Regions from separate parts of the Mus musculus genome. Here all the other regions are linked to region 1. The links are chromatin loops, found by intact Hi-C in ENCODE. Cell type or tissue: heart. All regions are shown on one strand.

What was found. Hi-C counts contacts between places; a loop is a spot of excess contacts. Peaks named below come from ENCODE experiments on the same cell type or tissue, not always from the same donor. Only the 100,000 strongest peaks of a DNase experiment are listed, where the experiment ranks them.
Region 2: a loop joins it to region 1, with 2.4 times the contacts of the local background. A loop is called at or near these places in 2 of 42 quality-filtered maps.
Region 3: a loop joins it to region 1, with 7 times the contacts of the local background. A loop is called at or near these places in 10 of 42 quality-filtered maps.

The regions. Positions count from the first base shown.
Region 1 is chr19:25,128,136-25,136,135 of GRCm38, reverse strand. Dock8 (dedicator of cytokinesis 8) reads right to left here. Exons shown (of 48, transcript NM_028785.3): 21 at 5,621-5,785; 22 at 3,900-4,072. Among named protein-coding and RNA genes, the nearest start is that of Gm34186, 24 kb to the left of the region's middle. In heart, CTCF peaks have their summits at 3,644 and 7,343 (motif pointing right); no DNase peak of the experiment used is centred here; H3K27ac peaks cover 114 bases.
Region 2 is chr19:25,175,946-25,183,945 of GRCm38, reverse strand. Dock8 (dedicator of cytokinesis 8) reads right to left here. Exons shown (of 48, transcript NM_028785.3): 39 at 6,926-7,118; 40 at 2,241-2,384; 41 at 854-985; 42 at 323-457. Among named protein-coding and RNA genes, the nearest start is that of Gm24252, 14 kb to the right of the region's middle. In heart, no CTCF peak of the experiment used is centred here; a DNase peak (open chromatin) is centred at 3,685; H3K27ac peaks cover 1,874 bases.
Region 3 is chr19:25,233,427-25,241,426 of GRCm38, reverse strand. It overlaps Kank1 (KN motif and ankyrin repeat domains 1), which reads right to left and starts at 4,452. Exons shown (of 14, transcript NM_181404.6): 1 at 4,110-4,452. In heart, a CTCF peak has its summit at 3,688; DNase peaks (open chromatin) are centred at 3,786, 4,516 and 4,776; H3K4me3 peaks cover 2,572 bases; H3K27ac peaks cover 2,256 bases; H3K27me3 peaks cover 1,605 bases.

The DNA of each region.
Region 1 (8,000 bases):
ACAGGCCTATGGACAGACACACACATATAGGCAGGCTGGTGAAAGCAAAGTCAAAAGAGAAGTCCTCATATTTACACAGAGTGACATAAAAGTATCATTCTGCTAAAAAGCATCACCACTTACTTCTAAGTTCCCTGGACATCCCTTGCTAGCCATCTTGCGCTGACTCACAGTCCCTCAGATGCCCAGCATTAGCTAGCTACCTTGGTCCATGGCAACCACCCATCTTATACCATGTTGTCTAAAGTAAACGGGACTGTAGAGCTCTTTGTTCCAACATAGTAGCAAATGCTTAAAGGTACTAGGGTGAGTGCCAGGAGAAAGCTTGGTGACAGTCCCTTCCAGTACCCACTGACTGAAAGACTCCTCTAGTTAAAATACTCACTACATGGCCCATAAACCAGACAGGCTGTGTGGCAAACAACGAAAAGATAGATGTAGGAAACAAACACGCAGCAACACAGGGTGCTAAGGCTCAAAACCCATACACCAGAGAAGGGACAGTGAGATGCTACACAGGGATGGGATCAGCACCTGCAGTCAGACAAGCGACTGCATCAAGGTACTGTGCACCAGCTTCCAGGTATGTGACCACAAAGCCAGTTTGCTTCCATACATAGCTAGCTACATAGAGACAATCTGCACTTGTGTTCGTACAAGTCACACAAAGACCATTTTTTTCCCTTGCTGTAGGTTATGCTCAATGCCCTAAACATGTGCTGTGAGGATTTGATTTAACAACTAGCGGGGAGGATGGATATTAGAATATTTTAAATGAAATAGATAATCAACAAATCCAACCATGACGTAATCCCAGATGTACAAGTCCCACTGCAGAAACATAAGAGACTTGAAAAATCAAAGCAACATGACTCCTCCAAAAATGACCAGTTCTATAATAACGGATTCCAATGGAAGGAAATAAGATGAGATCCCAGAAGAGTTTAAAAAGACTATTTATAAGAATGATCAATGACACTAAGGACAACACAAGTACATTTCTAAATAGATTTAAGGAGACAGCACTAAACAATTGTATAAAGAAGGAAGTCAATAGGGGATAGGAAAGAGAACTCAATAGCAATGTAGAAATGATGAAAAATAATAAACTGAAGTTTGGGAATGAAGATCTCAATAAATCAGACAACAACAAAAATCTCAGTAGAAAGCCTTACCAATAGAATGGATACAAGAGCCAGAATTAAACTCACAAAGCTACAGCCACGTGAAGCTGGACAAAGATGCCAGAAATGTACGTTGGATACAAGTAGCCTCTTCAGTAAGCGGCCTGGGAAACCTGGGCATCACATACAGAGTAAGGAATAAGGAAATTGATCTTCATCTCTCATTGCTCACAGTGTATGAGCGTCAACTAAAAACGGGCGGAAGAGTTCAACGTAAGAAACTCCAAGACGGTTAGTGTAAGACAGAGAAAACACTTCAAAATGGCAGCAAATGCTCTGTGCAAAGAACCCCAAGAACTGGCGAATGGGATTGCGTGAAACGAAAAATCTTCTGCACAGCAAAGGAGGCAACGAGAGGCGGCCCACGGGAAACCTGTGGCAGACAGAGGGTTAATACCTAGAATATACTAAGGGCACTAAATATGGAAGAATGGAACTACTCAGGCAATAAAGAGAACAGATGGTTCTCAAAAGATGAAGAATAGTTGGCCAAGAAACACGTGAAACATATGTGGGATCTTTAGCCAGCAGGAAAAGGCAACTCCGATACTCTTGAAGTGGAGGCAGGTAGGTCAGGAGTTCAAGGCCAGCCTGAAACATACTGGATAAACACAACCTCTTTAGGTGGGGCTGGGAAAACTGAATATCATATATAGAGTAAGGACAGCAGATCCTCCCCCACCAGAAAAAAAAAAGAGGAAAATAAAAGCATTAATGAAACAGCCACTGATTATATCTCACCCTCACTGAGGAGAGCCATCGTTATAGGAAGGGTGTGGTTCATGAGTTCCTCTATGAGGAGCTATGGACAGCTGCTGGCTTTGGGGGCAAGAGTTAGTTTTCTTTCTGGGAGTGGCCTCGGGTAGGTCAACCACACTCCAGTGGATGACCCTGGGCCATGAGTGTGTGTATTATATATGTAATATATAATACATAATATTATCTATCTATCTATCTATCTATCTATCTATCTATCTATCTATCTAGGCTGCACAAATTTGACTCTGTGGGTTATTAAAGAAAACAACAACAACAACAACAACCACCAGAAAGTAAGGGCATGAAGTTTGGTGTGGGCAGAGAGATAGATCTTGGAAGAGTTGGTGTGAATATCATGAAAGGGCCTGCCTAAAATTCTCAAATAATTAATAAAGACGGAAAAGAGAATAGTTGTAATAAAGTGCTAGTGAAGGTGGACAGACTCCTTGTTGGGAACGTAAATTGTCCAATCCTTATAGAAATCAGTATGGTGGGTGCTCAGGCACTGCAAATAGCACTACCCTCTGACCCAGCCAACCATATGTGGCTAGGTACCTGAAAGGCTATCAGTCACACACTGGAGAGACATGTGCACATCCATATTATTGCATCACTATTCACAGTAGTCACGCTATGGAAAGATCTTAAGTGTCTATCAGCAAATAAAGAGGTAGAGAAGATATTTTATACACACAACGGAGTGTTATTCAGTCACAGAGAGCAAGGTTATGCTGTTTGCTAGGAAATGGGCATACTGGGAGACCATCATGTTAAGTGAAGCAAGCCAGACGTAGACAAATATTGCATGCGTTCTCTGGTTTGTGGTGCACACGTTGTATAGGGACACTTGAGTCCATTAAATGCATACAAAATGAAAGCAGAAGGGAAGGGGACCAGTGAAGGGCATTGAGGGGTGAGGGTAAACGTACTCGGTCTACTTGAAACTATAAAACCATCGCATGTACAATGAATATGGACAATTAAACAAACAGACAAGACACAAAATAACCACCCCACACTAATAGTTCCGTTCTGGAAAAGTACCATCAAAGCACCCGACAGAGGTAGAGAGCTGAAGTGATGCTCAAAAGCACTTGCCGTTCTTGCAGAGGACCCGGGTTTGGTTCTCAGCACTCACACAATGGCTCACAACCGACACCTTTGCTGGTATCTTCTGGCACACGGTATGCTCATAGTGTACATACATGCATACATGCAGAAATGCTTCTACATGCAAGTTAAATAAGTGTTTTATGAAAGTATTTGGCAAAGTCGATGGAGGGCAACTGAGTACCTAGCTAGGCATGGTGGCTCACAACTGTAAACTTAGCACTCGGGAGGCTGAGTCAGGAGAATATCCGTGAGTTCAAGGTTGGTCTGAGTTACCTACTAAATTCTAGGCTAATCTGGGTTACAGAGTGAGACACTATGTCAAGACACCTAAAAGAACCAGGCAGTGGTGGCACATGACTGTAATCCCAGCACACAGGAGGCAGAAGCTGGTGGATCTCTGAGTTGAAGGCCAAACCTGGTCTACAGAGCAAGTTCCAGGAGAGTCAGGTTTACACAAAGAAACCCCGTCTTAAAAGAACCCCAAGTTAAAACAACGCCAAAAAGATTCAGGTACCAACAGTTCCTTTAGTGTGCTAAGAAAGCAGGAAAAAAATATGAGAACAGTGCCCCACCGTGTTTTAATACGGTACTACACCAAAACATCAATGGTCAAAACTCTTTCTCAAATACTTCAAAATCTCTATAAAAAGAGTATGTTAGCATTCTAACCACCAAGGAAAGATGGATGTATGTGGTGCTAAACATCCTAAGTACCCTGACCTGATCAACATACAAAATACTTACATATCAAAATATCAAGCTGTACCTAGAAGTGCATACAGTAGACATCAGCTAAGAAGCAAAACAAGAGTACATGTGCCCCCTCCCCACCCCCATCCCTACCTTTGAAGACATGATGTTCTTAACTTCCTCATCGGCTGCACAGTGTGACCCAGTCAGGTCTGGGTTGCTGCTGCTCATCACACGGGCCTGCATCAGCTTTGAACTCACTGCAGCGGCAGATGTGCGTCCATATGTGTGGTATCGGGGGTCGGGGACTACGGTGGTGGGGCCACCTGTACCCCAGCAGCCAGAGACATGTCAACAGACAGGACAGAGTCAGTTACGGAGCTCAAGAAAGACTGACTAAGGGAGGAATGGTGGGGAAATGTGAACCTAAGATGGGGCCTTGAGTATTCTGCAGCTCGGAGGGGCAGGGTGTGAGGTGGAGGGTAGTGGGGAGGGCTGTGGGGGGACTGGAGGCATACACTTGGTACTAGTCTGTCACCAATTGCCAGAGTTTCTGAATTCTCAAGGAAAACGAGAAACACAAATATTTTTGTGTGCTCAATATTTGAATGACACAAGTCTTGTAAGTTTTGGAGGAAAGTTGTTCAGAATTGAGTCACCCAGAGTCATCTTTTGAGGACAGGCAGATGCAATATTTCAAAGGAAGTCCAACTCTGGTTTAAAAATTGGATTGGAACTACAGATTTATGTAAATTATGACTGCAGAGACTTAAAAGGTGCCAAATTTATTTGGATGTGGAATTTTTAAAAGTCTACTGATGGAGTTACAAAGTTTGGAGCTGAGACAATAGGATGGACCATCTAGAGACTGCCATATCCAGGGATCCATTCCATAATTAGCCTCCAAATGATGACACCATTGCATATACTAGCAAGCATTTGCTGAAAGGACCCTGATATAGCTGTCTCTTGTGAGACTAGGCCGGGGCCTAGCAAACACAGAAGTGGATGCTCACAGTCAGCTATTGGATGGATCACAGGGCCCCCAATGGAGGATCTAGAGAAAGTACCCAAGGAGCTAAAGGGATCTGCAACCCTATAGGTGGAACAACATTATGGACTAACCAGTACCCTGGAGCTCTTGTCTCTAGCTGCATATGTATCAAAAGATGGCCTAGTCGGCCATCACTGGAAAGAGAGGCCCATTGGACACGCAAACTTTATATGCCCCAGTACAGGGGAATGCCAGGGCCAAAAAGTGGGAATGGGTGGGTAGGGGAGTGCGGGGGGGTATGGGGGACTTTTGGGCTAGCATTGGAAATGTAATTGAGGAAAATACGTAATAAAAAAAAAGTCTACTGATGATATTTTTATATACCGGGCTACCCAGGCATTGTGGTTTATGGTCTACGTAAATAACTAAGAAGAATACCAAAATGGATTATTATTAACATAGTTCAGGGGAATGAAGACTATTTTATGTGATGAAAAGTTTAAGAACTTTCAATGGTGTCACTGATGTGGCATAGGTTGTGTTTTCCTTGCTGTTATTCTAGAATCTTACAGTTGACAGTTCGCCGTCTTTTAAAGCAGACCCTCAAGTGGATCACAAATTGGCAGTGGGGTAATCACTGAGAAGTTACCAACTAGGCAGACATAGTAAGTACAACATAAAAAAGAGGGAGGGAGGAAGGAAGAGAGGGCAAAGCATCTACAAACTTTTAATTTCAGCACGTATACAAGTTTTACTCTGAAAACCAAAACTGAGCCTTTAATCCAGTGGCAGTGGTCTGACGTGGTACCCTGCTGATACCTGCCCCTATCCCCATCTCCATCTCCATCCCCATCCCTACCCCTGCTCCAGGAAGCACTACCTGACTTGGATGTATCCCTGTGCAGTTCCGGCAGCCGGAACACGTAGTGCACGTAGGAGGCCAGAAGGCAGTTCCTCCCGTGCTGGTCCTTCCTCAGGTCCTTGCTGTTGTGCAGGCTATTGGCAATGGCCACCACAGACTCGAAGGCAAACTGGGAGAAGTTTGCTGAGGAGCCAAGAAGAGAAGAGAAACTGAGGTAGACGTTCTCAGGCTTGTAATAGCACGTCTCGATCACTGACCACCTTAGCCAGGCAAAAGAAACGCCCATGGAGGCAGGTGTGTTCTAGCCAGATCCAGTGTTCCAGATAATCTCACTACAGACATTCTCAAGTTCCCTCTGTGTAGCTCAAGCTGGCCCAGAACTCACTGCAATCCTCCTGCTTCAGCTAGAATTATAGGTACGGTAGCATAGCCCACCATGCCTGGCTTACACCTTTTTTTTTTCTCCCCACTGCAAAGGACACAGTTTCCCACAGTCAAGACATACCCATGTCTTTATGCCATTACTTTCTAAACTCAGCTGAAAACTGGGTGGCTTCTCCAGATGGACATTATCAGCATCACCTTGGGCTTGAGCCTTTGGCCCTACCTCAGACCAGCTGAACTAGAATCTGCATCTTAACAGGATGCCCAACAGATGTGAGAGCAATGCATAAATCTGTCCCCCAACAGATTCTCATAGAGGTACATCTTTAAAACATACACAGGTTATGTCATTCCCCACAGCAGGGCCATGCAAACTGTCTATACCTCATTTGTCTGGTGCTCCTAGCTCATCATAATTTGGCTTTAGCCAACTTTGTGCCTGTTTCTGCTCAGATCCAGCTATGTCCTAATGAGGTAGCCATCAGCTCATCCCATTCTGTGATCCTTCCTCCTTCCTGCCTTTCTCATGCTGTCCTCCATACCTGGAGTGACTTCCTTGCTTCTTGCTACAAAATTACACTGACCACAAAGACCACCCTTCCATGCTCAGACTCCTGCACGAAGCCTGCAATGCCCCACAGTGATAGGAAGCCAAACTGTATCATTTTGCAGCTATGCCTGGTGGTAAATGTAGCCTCCCTATGAAGGCTGGAGACCAGCCCTAGGCCTAGTGCATTTCTCACAATCATTTGTGCCTCCTCCTTCCCATATTGTGCCTTCCATAGTACTAAACAGAGCAGAAGCAGGTTCCAAATGAATGGCTGCCGACTAAGTCCTTCAGTGTCTTCATGTGCATATTTGTGTACGTGCGTGCCTGTATGCATGTGTATGCAGAGGCCAGATGCTGACGGCAGATTGCCCTCAATTGTTCTCCACCATATTGTTTTGATTCAGGCCTGGCCAGTGAGCCCCAAGTCTCACCACCAAGTACCTGAACCACAAACATTTGAAAACGTTTTAATGTGTGTGTGTTCGTGTGTCATGGGGCAAATCTTGAGTTCAGACAACTTCTAGAAGCCAGTACTCTCTTTCTACCATGTGGATCTCGAGCATCTAATTCATGGCATCGCTCAGGCTTGGAGACAAGCATCTTTACTTGCTGAGCATCTCATCAGTCCTAAGAGCCCATCTTAATGTTCTTTCTCTCTCCTTCTTTCTCATCCCTCTAGTCCCCTGCTTTTCTTTCAAAAACACTTTTGAAAATACTTATTTTATTTATTTTTGGATGTGTATGAGCGTTTTGCCTGCATGTATGCATGCGTGCCATGTCAGTGCAGTATCTGTGGGGGTCAAAAGAGGGCATCAGGCAGGCACCATTGCACATGCCAGCAAGATTTTGCTGAAAGGACCCTGATATAGCTGTCTCCTATGAGGCTATGCCAGTGCCTGGCAAATACAGAAGTGGATGCTCACAGTCAGCTATTGGATGGATCACAGGGCCCACAATGGAGTAGCTAGAGAAAGTACCCAAGGAGCTGAAGGGGTCTGCAACCCTATAGGTGGAACAACAATATGAACTAACCAGTACCCTCAGAGCTCGTATCTCTAGCTGCATATGTATCAGAAGATGACCTAGTCATCCACCATTGGGAAAAGAGGCCCCTAGGTCTTGAAATCTTTATACGCCCCAGTACAGGGGAACGCTAGGGCCAAGAAGTGGGAGTGGGTGGGTAGGGGAGCAGGGCAGGGGGAGGGTATAGGGGACTTTCGGGATAGCATTTGAAATGTAAATGTAGAAAATATCTAATAAAAAATTGAAAAAAATAGGGCATCAGGTACCTTTAAACTGGAGATGCACACAGTGTGAACTGTGTGAGTTCTGGGAACTGAACCTGGGCCTTTTGCAAGAGCAGCAAGTGCTTCTAACGACTAAGTCATCTCTCCAGCCCTTCTTCCTTTTTTGTAAACATGTAGGGAGTCTGACAAAACAGTACCGGACCTGTCTTCATGTCAA
Region 2 (8,000 bases), 48 kb before region 1:
TGTCTGTGGGTACATATTGGCCATGTATGGAAGGGGTTATAAGGAAGGGTGGATGCTGACTGAATTTTATAGTCTTGAAAAAAAACAAAAAACAAAAAAAAACAAGATTCAAGATTTAAACTTTAAACTCTGTAAAACGCACACAGGATTCAAGAGAAAAATGTCCCAATAGTATGGTATTCCCAATCTTGCCTACTTTCCCATACTACAAATGCAAGGTGGGAAATTTAGAGGCCAGCAATGAACATATTTTAAAAATGACACATTGCCCTACTTGGGGGGGGGGGAATGTCCAAGGTCGCACACAGTCTCACTTTCTCACCTCTAGTCTATGTGAGATCTCCGGGAGCTTCGTGATTGCGGGTTCCTTGTACACGAACTCCTGCTCATCCAAATCCCCAAATCGGGATCCGTAGAAACCAACTCGGAAGTAGGTCCCAAACATCCTCTTATGGTCCTGTCCCGGGAGCAAAGAGAAGCCTCCTTTAGCTGTGCTTACTGGTGACCCACTGGGCTAAAAGGACTGGTTATTGGGCGGCAATTTATTCTCACAGCTGGCATTACGAAGATCCCCTCTGTTAAGCAGATTTAATATGTACATAATAAACCCTAGATGACAAAAGAAATCCACTGAGAGACTTCTGGGGCCTTCATTTAACTCAAATTTTAAAATCCTCACATTTCCTAGCTATAAAGCAATCTAATCTGCCACACTGTACTGCCGGCCCTTCCTTGTCTGATGGAGAGTTACAGCAATGATGAGCGCCAGGGAGATGGTGGCGCAGCGTTAAGGCAGGGTCGCCTGCCGCAGCGTTGCTACCAGAACTTATGGGCCAGGCTCATCCCCAGCTACCTTGTTGATGATGTTATCGAAGGCCTTCTGCAGCTTGTCGTGAGTGGAGGTCAGCTTCCGGAAATCTCTGTGTGCCTCCAGGATAGGGATGACCAGCTTGTAGACTTCATTAACCGTCTCGTACAAGCCTCCCTGGGAAAGACGGGATTAGTTAATGCATTGGACGTTTAAGACAAGGGACCAGAGTTAATTATGCAAATACCACACAGGGGGACATCGCAGTGCTTTACAGAATCCAGGCCCAGCTGGGCATCTTTGGAGAGCCATAGCTTTCAGGTCAAACCAGGCACGTTGCTATCTTTATGTCGTCAAGTAAGTAAGGAACGAACATAGCATTGCCATCTAAGGAGGCTTTTCACAAACTGAAAACAAGGGAGGAGATGGCCCAGGCAGTGAGGGGTGTGGAGAGGTGTGCTTGTGGCTTTTGGGTTTTTTTTAGGTTCTCCTCTCGCCAGATGCAGGGCCTCAGGGAGCTAATAAGGTTCTTACCAGTTGACTTTCTAGAATTTCAGGAAAATAAGGGTATGTGTGTGTGTGTGTGTGTGAGTGGATAGGAGAAAAGTATAATGATATGTATGTGGGAAAATGTAATAAGAAAGCTAGTTTTGTGACTAAAAGTTAAATTAAAAGTTCCTTTCTGGAAAAGTTTTCTAGGAAAACAAAGATAGGAGAATAAAGGTAGTGAACACAAACGCCCAAACGTAGACAGTCTAGGGAGGGAGTCTGGAGGTGAAGAGGGGAGAATGAGAAATAATGTAGGGAGGAAAACAGATTGGTCAGGTAAATACAGTGCTCCACTTACGTGGGTTCCACTATGGGGGCAGAGGGCAATGGTTAAAACGAAAAGCTACGAGTGCCTTGCCACCTTGACCTGGACTGTAGTTCTGTGTCTTTTCTTTCACTGGGAGACCCAGATCGGGCTAAGGGGTGGCTCTGGATCTGGGCTAAGGGATAGTTCTATGGCTTCCACAGTTCCATCTCTCTGAGCTGCCCTGGGTATGGGTCTTGAAGACCAGTTGGGTGTCAGATGTGGAAGGCATCATAGATCCTCAGAGGATCTTCCTCTACTTTTTCCTGTGAGTGGGAAAATGAGGGATTGAGAATATGCCTCATCTCTGATTGTGTAACCTGGGCACCCTGTTTCACTTTCCGTGGCTTAGTTTCTACCCCTATTAACTAGAAAGAACACAGTGAAACTGCTCCTGGCCAATGAGCACACTGTGGAAATACGAGTATGCCCACGGTGAAAGGCTTTCTCTCCTCCCTTGGAGAACTGGTGCAATTGTGGACATGGACGTCTCCACTGGACCAATCCGGAAGCATCCAGCCAGGCCCAGCCCTGTCCTGCATGCTCCTGTGGGTGTGAATGAGCCCTGTAGACACTGACCGTGCTGAAGAGCTCCGCAGCCTGCTCCAGGAGGCCCACCAGGCCACTCTCAGTGAAGTACCGACCAGAGCATACGCCGTCCTCATCAGGTGACAAGGTGTCATCAGAGACTGCAGACTCCTCAAGCACATTGGAAGAAATATTCTGTAAGAGAACCCACTGTGAGCCCGGGGAACAGCGGACCTGACAAGCAAGGGACCACAAAACCCAGACAGATAAAGAAGCTAAGCTCTTCAACCTTCACCAGACCATGATTGCTACGAGTCTATGGTTCCAACCTGTGAGCTTCTGGTGGCCATTCATTTTGAAACTTGTCACCAAACTCTACAATTTTTAACCATAAGGCAACGGTCTAGAAAGGACACTTTCCTTAATGTAGTAACAGTTTAGCTGAAACAACCTTACTGTTAGTGCGATGACCCTAAGGACAAAGAGGGAATGTTTTGGATTTTAAGGGCAAGGCCAGTGAGCAGAAAATCGATTCCTGTTTTGCTGAAACATGTTGCTCCTGCAGTCTTGACCTTGAGCTACATAAGTGTAATATTACATAGGAAAGTAATGGACGAGAATGTCTTTATGGGTGCTGTGATATAATTCAGAAGCTGCCCTCCCCTTTTGTTTCTGTGGTTTTCCTTTCTATAAACTACAGGCATGAGAGCATCTTAACAGGGGATGAAGCATTTCGGGCAGGGTTGGCTCGGATGGGAAACGCAGGGCACAAGCCTTCAGGCAGCACTCATGTTCAGGGTCCTGGGATGGCTGACTTGGGACCTGCTTGCCTCTGACATGAGTTTCTCTTTAAGCTGTGTGCTGCACATACCCCGCTTGCCTCATCTGAGCTCTGATCCTGGCAGGGACATCAATACCTCTGATAGGCCACGAGCCATTCTTGGCTTACAGCTATGGAAGAAGTGAGTATGGTATAGAGAAGAAATGGGAAACCTCCAGCGTGTAGTAACTGCAAAGAGCACACAGGACACGCCTTCCTAATGCTGTGCTCAACAATGGTTAACACTCTGTCCCCTGAGGTTGGGGTATACTCCAGCCAGTCATTGAAAATTGCTCTGATGCTCTCTGTGATATATAAAGGCTGTCCACTTTCTGACTTGGCGAACAAGGTCACAGGAATCACCCTTAGGAATCCATAAGGAGGCAGTCGTCATAGATTGTCACAGTTACATTGGAATACAGTTTTATCAACACAGAATTTTTTTCAAAGTCCCTTGTGACCAATCTTTCTTCCAAACGTGATTTCTCATGATGAACTGATGGCAGAGGGGGCAAGAGTTCAGCTGAAGGGATCTAATCGCTTAGGACACCAGCACGACTGGCACTGTATGAGATTTTTCTACTCATAGAGGAATAGGTATGAGCCGGGCAGCTCAGTAGCTGTAAGTCACGGGGGGAAAAGATGCTGGGCGGACATTCCTGGCTTCAGAGTGAGGGTGTAAAAGTAACAACCATATCTGTGTTTGTGAGATCAGCATTGCCTGCACTCCAGGGATAGAATTCCGATGATCTCAGTGGCTTGGACCTCACTGCCTTCTAAGTCATTTCTCCTGTTATTCTTCCAAGTTAGTTATCTCTGCTTTGCAAGTCTTTCCCAAAGGCTCAATCTTATTACAGCAAGGTTAAAAACTAAAGCAGGATGTTTAAGAAGCAATAGAGGCAGGCATGGGGCCACAAGCCTAAAATCCCAGCACTTGAGGCAGAGGCAGAGGCAGAGGCAGAGGCAGAGGCAGAGGCAGAGGCAGAGAGGCAGAGGCAGAGAGGCAGAGGCAGAGAGGCAGAGGCAGAGAGGCAGAGGCAGAGAGGCAGAGGCAGAGAGGCAGAGGCAGAGGCAGAGGCAGAGGCAGAGGCAGAGGCAGAGGCAGAGGCAGAGGCAGAGGCAGAGGCAGAGGCAGAGGCAGAGGCAGAGGCAGAGGCAGAGGCAGAGGCAATCTCTCTGAGTTCAAGACCAGTGAGATCCTGTCAAAGAAAGAGAGAGGGTGAGGGAGGGAAGAAGAAATGAAGGAGAGAGAGAGAGAGAGAGAGAGAGAGAGAGAGAGAGAGAGCTGTCAGCAGAGAATACCTGTTGCTAATACTGTCTGAATTCCTTTATTCTTCTGTGACAGAAAGTATCTTAACTTTCTTTAAGAAAAACACTGGTAATGCTCAGTGTGACCTGTGACTATGGGATAGATAATCAGACCATCTTACTACTTTGACCATTATGACTGATTCAGGGATAAACATAAGACCTGCTCAGAACCAATAAGATGCCCTGAGACTTTCTTTGCAACTCTAGAAAGGAGGATTTCCGTCTTCTCTCCTAGTCTTGAATCTTAATCGAGCATCCTTAGTGTGGAAATTCTGCCTGTGAAGAGTGATGCCCACACCCCAGAAGGTGGAGACACTGCCTAGGTTGGATGAGCTTGGGTCTCTAGGTATAGACTGGCAAGTATGACTGAGGGCTAGTTTCCCCATACAGGCTAATGGATTCCACATCTCCTTAGGTTAATGTGGGCTTGGTATCACTCCCTTTCCAGCACCCATATCCAAACTGACTTTGTAGGATTCTTGGGAGAATATAGTATTTCTCCCATAGACATATAGTATTTCTCCCATAGGCATCAGCATGGCTTGAAGTCTGTTCTGTATTCAAGGACATCTGGCTCGTCATGTTCTGCACATTAAGAAGCCCTTACACATCACAGTTCCTTCCACCTTCCTTCTCACAATCTCCATCCTTCCCCTGACTCTAGTCTGGGGCACACGATAATGTTCACAGCATCTTGTATCCTTTCTATTTATCATTAGTTGCTAGAATATAAAGTTCATGTGGACAGGATAAATCTTCAATGAATGTGAAAGAAGGAATGGATAGCCAGGCATGGTGGCCTTTGATCTGAAAACTTGAATGGCACAGGGCAGGCAGATCTCTATGAGTTTAAGGCTATGCTGCTCAACCTAGGGAAGCCCCGGGCTAGCCTGGGCTATATCACAAGCCCCTGTTTCAAAGAACAACAGCACTATAAAACAAAACAAACAGCCAAAAGAGACAAAAAAAAGAAGAAGGAATAGATAAAAATATATAAGAAGATATATCTGTATATTCCACGTAAGGATAACATAGACTTCCTCAGGTGTTCTGGAATTTTATCTCACCTTGGCACCTATCAAAATAAGAAAGTCAACCAAATTCTAAGTAAAATAAGGATAAAGCGAGACTTATTAAATATAATAGTAAAAATGAAATTTGGATAATGTTTAAGCATCAAGGAGTAAACCATAAAGTAGAGCATTTAGGAAAAGGCTTGAGAGATGGCCAAGGAATAGCTCAGTAGATTAGCTGAGAAAAAAGGGTGACAGTGCGATGTAAAGGGACAAGTGTGTCACGGAGGAGCTGGAGGGCAGCGCTACAGCAGTTCCGTGACAGGCAAGTGGACAAAACAAACATTGCTTTACAGTTTCTTATTCACTTGACTCAAAACCAGATGGAATCCTTCTATGCGTCTGAACGAGAATTGAACTGGGCTTTATAAAAGACATTTCTGAATTGAGACTAAAATTTATCTGTTGAGAATGAAATCGAAGAGTAAGTATTTTTGTTACTGTAAGAGAGGCGGCAGCAATGACTGGAGATAAGGCCCAGCTCGCAGATGAACAGACCCTGAGAAACCAGAAGCTCTGGGCTGCACCAGCAATAGTTTCGGTGTCTTTTACTCTAAGCCTGGGAAAGCTACTTAGAATCGTCTTTTCTTTCTCCTTTACAGAAAGCATCACAAAACTGTGTTGAAGAACAATAATGAGAACAAAGCCTTTTACATTCATCCATGGAAATCCAAACAAGAGCAATATAAACGCTTGTCTCCAGCTTCCCAGCTCTGGCTGGGAACGGTCCATGGCTGTCCTGTAAGCAGCGGGGATGATCATCTCTGTAGCTTAGATCTCTTTAAGAAAAACTACTCATAACACTTGTTTGAGACTTTTCTGCCCTCTAAGTAGCGCATTACAGTAACAATAGTCCAAGGGGATGCTGGGCAGCCCTGTTAAGAGTTTTTAGGTCTGGCACAATTTGCCCTTGATGGCTGTGGGTAAATTTCAGGTTGTTCACAGAAAGCATCCATGGAGCCATTTCTTTCCAATTTCAGGTAAGTTGGATTCTTTCTTAGCTTTGGACAAGAGTTGGGTCCCACAAAGCCAGGGAACAGAATCGAGGGACTGGCCCGTGAGGGAATCATTATACTGGTGTCCCTTCCTTGCCAGTAGATAAGCCAAATACAAATGTTCCAGAAAGAGTTTAAATGATCTTTTAAAAAAAAAATGCCGTCTTGTTTCTTACATCAGTGAAACAGAAGTAACACTGCCTTCCTTATCTGCCTGCTTCACAGGCTTGTGGGGATGGGCAAATGCCTAAAATGTCTGAGAATATCTCCCAAAGCTACTGTTACCTCTAATCTAAGTACCATTACTGTAATGAATATGTTTTAAAAGATGGTGAGGCCATTAGACAAGGCAGTGATATCGCTTTGACACAGGGGTTTTCAACGGTAGCAACACAGAAAACCGGGAACCGATATTTTAACGGTGGAAACATCCTTGGTCTTTCCTCTGTACCATGCAGGATCACCTGTGGTGGCTGAGGACGCCTTCCCTCAGGTGGAAGGAACCCAGCTCCTGGTTGGATGCACTGCCTGTCTTACCTGAAAGCTGACGCTGCCCACCGGCAGGTAGCTGTGGTCCTCCAGCATGCTCAGGTACTCGGCCACCAGGGCGGCTGCATGCACCAGGCACATGGCGGCCTCTGTGAAGCACTTCTTCTTAGTGTGTTTCTCTGCCATGTTCTGGAGCCAAGTCAGCCGCAGGTCAGGCGATGCCTGGTAGCTCTTGGCAATTCTGAAGACAGATTAGGAAAGTTTCATGGATAACCTTTCAACGTCACTGCTCTTAAGGGGCGGGGGGTGGTGGTGGTGGTGGTGGTGGTGCTTCAGGGTTCTCTCTTTTGTAAGCTTTATTATCACCCTTAATATTTTTGTTTACAATTTCAAAACAGAGAAAAGGTAACATTGTCTAGATGACAATGGTGTGCTGGGTGCCGATGCTTTTTCGAGACAGGGTTTCTTTGCGTAGCCCTGGCTGTCCTGGAACTCACTCTGTAGACCAGGCTGGCCTTGAACTCAGAAATCCACCTGCCTCTACCTCCCAAGTGCTGGGATTTAAAGGTGTGTGCCACCACTGCCCGGCTAGCACAAGTCTTATGAGGAAAAAAGTCTGATAAAATGACGTCCATTTTCATGGATCTCAAGTAATTTCCTTCCTTTTATCTCAAAGTTATAATGTATTGTTTCTCTTACAGATCTGAGTATTTTTAACTGTGTAAGTAATTTTTCCCCAAACTACTGAACCTAAAGAGAAAGGGTTTAAAGTACACTGACTTCTAAAGTAAAGCTGTTTCTGTTTATGAATACAACTTCAGCACAGCATGTGGGAAATAATTCATATAACAGCCAATGTTTTTTTTTTCTCTCTCTCTTAATTTAAAATAAGCATTGCACTTAGTTAAGGTAATCTTTTTGGAAATTTAGGAATGAACCAACTCGTTTTCCATTAGTGCTCATATATTTTTGGATGTTACCCCAAACTGTCCTACCTATCTTAGTTATGATAATGACATCAGAGAAGGCTCCAACTGGGGCTTGAGAGATGGCTCAGTGGTCAGGATCACTGACTGTTCTCCTGGAGGACCTGGGTTGGCTCCAGCACCCCCATGCTGGCTCC
Region 3 (8,000 bases), 110 kb before region 1:
TTAAAGCCTAAGAGTGAAATAAAAAACACCCGGAGATACTGCAGGCTGTGGTCAGGACCCCACCTGCCCTGGGCAAAGACAACCACATCTCCAGGCCTAGGGGTATGGTGGTGCAGTGTTGGGGAGCAAGGAGGAGACAGTCACAAAAACATCAGGGTCAACTCTCTCTCACCCAAGCCAATTTCATTGTTCTCTTTCCTTGCCCCTCCCAAATGCACAGGTGTCTCTCCCAGGTTGGCCTCGAACACATGACCAGTCCAACATCCCCACGTCTTTGGGATTATAGATTTATGCCACACACTCGACCTATTAACACCATTTCACAGCAGGGCAAGGGAAGCAAAGAGCAGTTCAGTAACTCACCAAAACTCACAGAGCAAGCTACAGATCCTACATTCCAATCAGGGGATCTGGGCTCAGAACAACAGTATTCACAGTCACAAGTCTATGGACAAAGGGGGCGATCTCAAACGGCCATTCAAACATCCCATGTCCAGCAATGCTGGTATCTAACTTCTATGGCCTTGCCTACTTGAGTTTCTGGTTCTCAACATATAGTCAACCCCTTGCCTGTACCCCAGATCTCTGCTACCTACTCCTAGTTCAGTGACTACCTCTGAGAATGAGCCACTGGGGCCTACTGCAGGCAGGTTTGACCCCTGCTTCCTATTCTGGCTCAGTACCTCAGTTCCTTCTCCTTGCTAGGAGCTCAGGGTTCCTCCACCAGAACTCTGCATGTCATAGAAAGAAATATAATTATTATTTACCAAAGTTAAAGGCTATCACCTTACTCACAAGCTTTCCCATAAGGGAAATTTCCACTGAATTCCAAGAGAGGGAAGAAAAGAAGTTGCAAGCCCCAGCTACACCAAGCAGCCACACATGGATCCCAGCCCCCCAAGTCTTCAAAAGGAGCCCCCACAGTGTGACGTGCAGGAGGCTTTCTTCCTATAAAGCCAAGTGTTGCCCTGCCTTTCTGTTGGCTCTGTTACTTGGAATCTTCCTGAAAAAGAGTAAAGAATGGCACACCACTTCTGCTGTCCTGGAAACCAACAGTACGTCCCTGTCCACTGTGGAGGCCCCCTAGAGATGCTCAGTGGCCCTCAGCTCCCCTAAGATCCCTTGAAGATCAGCCCAAGACTGACAGCTCTCAGAAACTGCTCCTAAGCATCCACGGAAGAACCTGATTCAGAACTCAAACATAAACAGATAAAATAACCCTCAGTCCCGAGCTAGAAGTTGCTGAACTTTACATTTTTGCATACTCTTTCTGGACAAAGCAAACAAACCAACAAAACCCGACTTTATAGTAAGATCCTTCTTTTTATCTCCTAAGGCCCCTGGCTCAGAGCCTCTGCCACAAAGTAGCACACAAAGAAAAACTGAACGTGACTGCTCAATAAAATTGCCACTTACTCTATTTAAAAGGAAGACATTAGGGTCGCCCTGGCCATTATCTTCAGAAATAGCATTTCAACCCACAAGAGACCCTGTCACTGTTACCAACTGAAAGATGTCTTTACTCAATTCTGTACTCGGTTCAGAGGTTCCTCAGCTTTGCAGGGAGCAGTGTAACCCACAAGGATTCAGAGACACACAAAGGAGAAGTCTCAACTACAAAGCAACCAAGTATGAGAGGAAAGCTACACACAAAGATGATTCCTGCAGCATCACACACCATGCCAAAGCATGGATAAACATTCCCAATGACAGGATGATCACGGTCCCTTGAAGGCACACCCAGAATCATCCCAGAACCTGCACCAACCATGGCGACCGACACAGCTCTGCAATCCCAGCACCTGGAAGTTCAAGACGATCCTCTGCTAGACAGTGAGTCTGAGGCTAGCCTGGGCTACATGAGATCCTATATCAATATATCAATATATATATATATATACACACACACACAGGTTTGGTGGTATTTTAATAACAATATTTCAAAACTATTAAAATATGTTTAAGAAGCAATATAAAAGTACTAGAATTGTGATTTTATATTAGCAGAGGGCACCACTGTTAAATCTCCTGTTGTAGTTTAAGGCCAGTATAAAGCGCATTCACACTGCTGATATCAGTATAATCTTAAAAAAAAAAAAAAGAAAAGAAAAGAAAAGGAAAGAAGAAGAAGAAGAAGAAGAAGAAGAAGAAGAAGAAGAAGAAGAAGAAGAAGAAGAAAAGAAAAAACTACTTTGGAAATCTATTTGACAGTATCATCTAATCTAAACACTAGCTCAGAACTCCTAAACTTTGCTCCTATTCCCAATAGACATGTATGCACATACATGGACTCAAAGTCCCATCCTAAAATGAATTAAGTGTGGTACAGTCTCACAATGGAATACTACACAGCCGTTAAAAGGAATTGTCTCCCCAAACCTTGGCTTTCTCCCCATCTAGACCCTTCCTCTTCCATCCTCCCTTGTAAAAAATGTCTCCTAGTTCCAGGACAGCCAGGGCTATACAGAGAAACCCTGTCTCGAAAAACCAAAACCAAACAAACAAACAAACAAACAAGAAAGATGTCTCCTGAGCTCCAGTACACATAAGATCATCAACCTAGTTTTTGATGTAGCAATGCCTGTAGTTTCTTTGTAGCCAGTTTGGGCAACATTTTTTTTTAGACTTTTTTTTTATATATATTTTTATTAGGTATTTTCCTCATTTACATTTCCAATGCTATCCCAAAAGCCCCCCATACCCTCCCCCCCACTCCCCAACATTTTTTTAAAAAGTACTTTTAGGCACTGGGAGTGGAGCCCAATGGTAAAATACTTATTTAGCAGGACTGAGTTGGAACCCCAGTACTAAAAACAATCCTTGCTTTTAAACTTGAAGGGTCTTTCCCCCCCCCCTTTAATCTCTCTCCTTTGTGCACTTGCAAGCTCTGATTTCTGTAGTCTTTCCTTGTCTCCTGTCGCTCCCCCCAATTCCACCCCCTCCTCCCAACCCCCAACCCACACCCATCTCCAGAACTCACTTTTGCCATAGTAACTCAGTCAACTAGCACGACCTGTGGAGGAGGCAACCCTCGCTCAGAAAGATCACCAAAGGCCCCCGTGGAAGCTAAATGAATTCCCAGCTAAGTGAATGTCTGCACGGGCAGACAGACACTCCTCCATCCTCACCCTTTTTAATCTCCCCAATCAACTGACACACTTTCCCGCAGCCGCCCTGCTCAGCACTTTCCCAAAATTTAGCTGTAAAACAACCGAAGGTTGATTACGTGTCTTCTCACTATCTATCTATCCCTCTTACCCGAGGGAAGAGACAGAAACAGCAGCCGCTCGGTCCCGGAGATGGTTTTTGTGGAGAGGTGGGAGCGTTGTTGATGGCATAATTTTATTATTATATGAAAAGCCAATGACTCATGAATTTTAAAGTATATTGATGTGTATTACATCCAACTTTTAAAATAAAACTTAAATAGATTAAACATTGAAGAGCCCAACAACTTACTGGAGAGCGATGCACGAAATGAGAAACAAGATAACTAAGTACCGCATAAAAGCCAACTCTAACAAACTCGCAATTAACGCAAGGAGGCTTTGGTTCCCAAGTAGCCCAGGTGACAACCAAGGTCACTGATCCGGGGGATTGGCATTCCTGATTAGTCTTGGGCTCTCGGTCTGATTCCATACTTTAATTAGACGAACGGAGAGGCACCTCGGGAGAGAAGTGCAGAAAACAAGCGCTGGGGGACGCCACAGAACATTGCCAACGCGAACAACGAGGCCTGCGCCGGGTCAGCCGCGCGGAGTCAGCTCAGGCCGGACCGCCCGCGAAAAGTTGCCTTTGAAAGTTGCAAAGGGACCTGGTGAGGGGGGATGAGACTCACCAGCTCCGCGGCTCCCGAGCGCGGGGTTTCCCACGTACCTGCGCGACCAAGTGTGCCCCGGGACGCTGCCACCCGTCCTGCTGGACCTGACACTGCAGGTCCTCAGGAACTCAAGCAGGTCCCGGAGCTTAGGGCGGCCCCTAAAGGCCGCACCCACCCCTCCCCCACGCCCAGACCCTGCAACACCAGCTAGGGCCACCTGCCGCTCCGGGACCGGGATAAAGGAGCACTAATCGCCGCTTCCTACTGCCAGAGGGTACACCAATCTTACCCTGGGACGCCTCGGAAAAGGGCGCTGCACTGCACTGCACTGCACTCCGGCTCCGAAAGGACGGCTTAGTATCAAAGGACCAGCGCGCCCCACTCCAGGTCGGGAGGCGCCGCCCCCTCGAGCGCCAGCGGTGATCCCAGGCGACTGCTAGCCAAGGCAACCCCACGGACCTTCCCAGGGCAATCTCAGGGCCAGTGTCGCCGTGCGCTCCAGCACGCGCCAAGAGTGTGAGGCTGGGCACCCTGTTGGCTCAGGGTAGAGTCGGAGTTCAGGCGCCCCAGATCGTCCCTGCAGGGGACAGGAGCGCAGCGTTGCCACTACTCACCTCCAGCGCCGCGAATCTGGAGCTGGCACAGGGCGGGCGGCTCGCGGGGAGGGACCGAGAAGCGCTGGGCGGGGCCTCGGGCAGCGCCAGACTCAAACCCCAGTTACACTAGATCGCGGAGCAGAATCCTGCAGTGGCCGTGCAAGAGTAACTTGCGGCTGCCGGGAGCCACCGAGTGCAGGGACACAAACCGGCTGCAGCTCTAACCGAGAAGTCCGCAAGGCACCGCGCGCTCTTTGTACCCGAGAGCCGGCCGTGGAGAGCCCAGTGCGCCTGCGCGCCGCCGCGACTCTCCTAGGCGCACCTCCACACCACTGGTTCCTACCCGCCCGAGCGACCCTCCCATTCGCCCTGGAGGGGGTTCGGTGCGAGCAAGTTTTCGACCTTGGGAGCTGGGCGCGCCAGGAGCAGAGTAGCACCCTAATAGCGCCTGTTACCGGGCGCCGTTAAGACGTTGGCTTGGGAACCTGAATGGAGTAGGAGACTCGAGGTTTCAAGTCCGCTCTGGAGCCGATGGAAAGTTCCAGCCAACTAGCAAGCCGCAGGGACCTAGATTCATTCCTTCCAGCACTCCTAGCAGAGTGAGGAGTCTGGAGTCCAAACTGACAAGGCCTGGCTACAGGGTGTGGAGCACAAGAAAGAAGTCACTTGTCCCTAAAAGCTTCATCAGAAGAAAGGGCAGTAGATCCACAAGAGATGAGTTGGGAACTGAGGCACAAGTCCTCTTTCAAGAAGATGGCCAAAGACAGAGAGTCCAGTGATCAAAAACAACATAACTGCTGGGGAACATAACAGAAGCCTGGAAGCCGGGCAGTGATGCTGCATGCCTTTGGTCCCAGCACTTGAGAGGCAGAGGCAGGCGGATCTCTGAGTTCCAGGCCAGCCTGGTTTACAGAGTGAGTTCCAGACAGCCAGGGCTACACAGAAAACCAAAAAGAGAAGAAAGGGGGTGGGGAGAAGAGGAGGAGGAAGAGGAGGAGGAGGAGGAGGAGGAGGAAGAAGAAGAAGAAGAAGAAGAAGAAGAAGAAGAAGAAGAAGAAGAAGAAGAAGAAGAAGAAGAAGAAGAAGAAGAAGAAGAAGAAGAAGAAAAAATCTGGAGCGAGGAGGATCCTTTGCTAAATAGCAAGTTCCAGGCCAGGCTGAGCTATATGAAAAATGGGTATTGCTAAAACAACCATAAAGACAGATTTGAAGGTTCTGATCGTCTCGATTGTTTCGTGCCCACTCCACCACACACACACACACACACACACACACACACACACACACACACACACACACAGCACCCCTTCTCCTAGACCAGACTGTTAGAACAAGCAAAAGGCAATGGGTAACAGAGCAAAAGGTCTCCTCCTGGGAACCTCAGTTTCTACATGGGTTAAGAGGGTCCTTGGATTCAGTAGATGGTGTGGGAGACACCACTCATACAGGATAATTCCTGAGAAACGTGCTTACAGGGAGAGGATCGGAACCATGGGATTCCTGTTTTTCAAATGTCCTCACCTGGCTAGCTAGACTGCTCAGTCAGTGGGCTGTAAGTTCAGGAAGACTGGCTGCCTTAGTAAATAAGGTGGGAAGCCGTCCAGGAAGACATCTGACTTCAAGTTCTGGCTTCTACATGCTCACATGAGTATATATGTTCATCTGCACACACTAGTGTGCCTACACATGAACATACATACATACACATGCAAAAAAAATAGTTTGTAATGCCTACCCCTCCAGAATTCCAAGTCTTGACTTCCCCTTCATTTCTCCCTCCTTACATTTACTCAGCAAGCATTAAACATATAGGATCTCAAAGAGTGGGCCGATGTGATCAATAAAACACAGCAGGCCCAGTGTGGTAGTGCAAGTCTTTAGCCGCAGCACTTGGGATACAGAGGCAGATGCATCTCTGGGGGTTCAAGGCCAGCTTGGTCTCCAGATTATTCAATGCTACACAGTGAGACCTTGTCTCGGGGATGAAAAATAGATTCAATTTTCAGATTTATATTTGAAATTTTATCTTTGATTTACTCATTCTTTTACATTAAAGCCAATTGACACATCATTTAACTCACCCTCACTGTGCACAGTTGGGGGGTGTTTGAGTGTATTCAGAAGTACCACTCATTGTACCCTGCAAAGAAACCCCACAGCCATCAGCAGCCTCCCCTCCCCTCCCCTCCCCTCCCCTCCCCTTCCCTCCCCTCCTCTCCCTTCCCCTCCCGTAGCTCCTGGCAACCACTAAACTGTTTACTTTCTGTCTCTAAGGTTTGCCTGGTTTTTGTTTCCTATGAATGAAAACATAGCGATATGAAGGCTCTGAAAGCTGGGGCCTCTTTCCCTTGGAATAACACCTGAAGGTCCATCCAGGCTGTAGGATACCCCATCCCCTCTGCAGCTCCCCGCAGTGAGACAGGACTGGGAATGACCTAAAGAGAACACCAGTCTTTAGAATGGAATGGTTCACAGAGGGAGGCAATTCTTGGAAGTGCAACATGCAAAAAACAAACAAACAAACAAAAATCAGTGATGTGCTGGTCTTCCAGAGAAATTCTAACCCATCAAACAAGTACTCTGTGCGTGCATAGGTCTTTTTTGTTTGTTTGTTTGGTTGGTTGGTTGTTGTTGTTTTTCAAGACAGGGTTTCTCTGTGTAGCCCTGGTTGTCCTGAAACTCATTCTGTAGACCAGGCTGGCCTTGAACTCAGAAATCCGCCTGCCTCTGCTTCCAAGTGCTAGGATTAAAGGTGTGCACCACTACTGCCCGGCACGAGCACAGGTCTTAATACTGCTATGTAGGAAGGCTGAATCACATAAGGGAGCAGAGAGGAGTGGCCCACCTGACTGCCTCGGTTCTCTCCTATGCCAAGTGCTGAGCTCACACTGTGTACGGTACCTTGCCTCTCACTCATAAACATTAAGAAGCCCAGGCAATGGCTGCAAGAGTCCCGATGCTGTTAGAAAACAAGGTGATCACTATCTAAATGTGGAAAGAAAAGAGGACCCAGCACAATGCTCAAGAGAGTATGGCAGCCCCGGTGCCTGCTCCCTGGAAATAAGTGTGTGAAACCCTGAAGAAAAAAAAAATTAGAATTTATCGCATCCCGGGTAAGTTTTATATGTTGCTAATGGACAGAACCCTAGTTCAGGAATATTGTGCTAAGTATAATCTTTAGGCATAATTATAGTCATTATATTATTGTGGCTGCTATCAAATATTTATAGAACATCAAAAGGTGTATGAAAGGTGTATGATAATACCGGGATCCTAAGTAGAGGGATTATGTGTACAAGCCTGTCCCTGCACACTTGCTTCATTTAGAAATATCATTTACCAAGTACTCACTGAGTGAGGGCCTGTTCTGCGTAGAGTGCTAGCAAGGCTTGATCCAGGAAACTTGACATCTTTTTTTTTTCTTTTTAGATTTGTTTATTATTATACATAAGTACGCTGTAGCTGTCTTCAGACACACCAGAAGAGGACGTCAGATCCCATTACAGGTGGTTGTGAGCCACCATGTGGTTGCTGGGATTTGAACTCAGGACCTTCTAAGGAAGAACAGTCAGTGCTCTTACCCA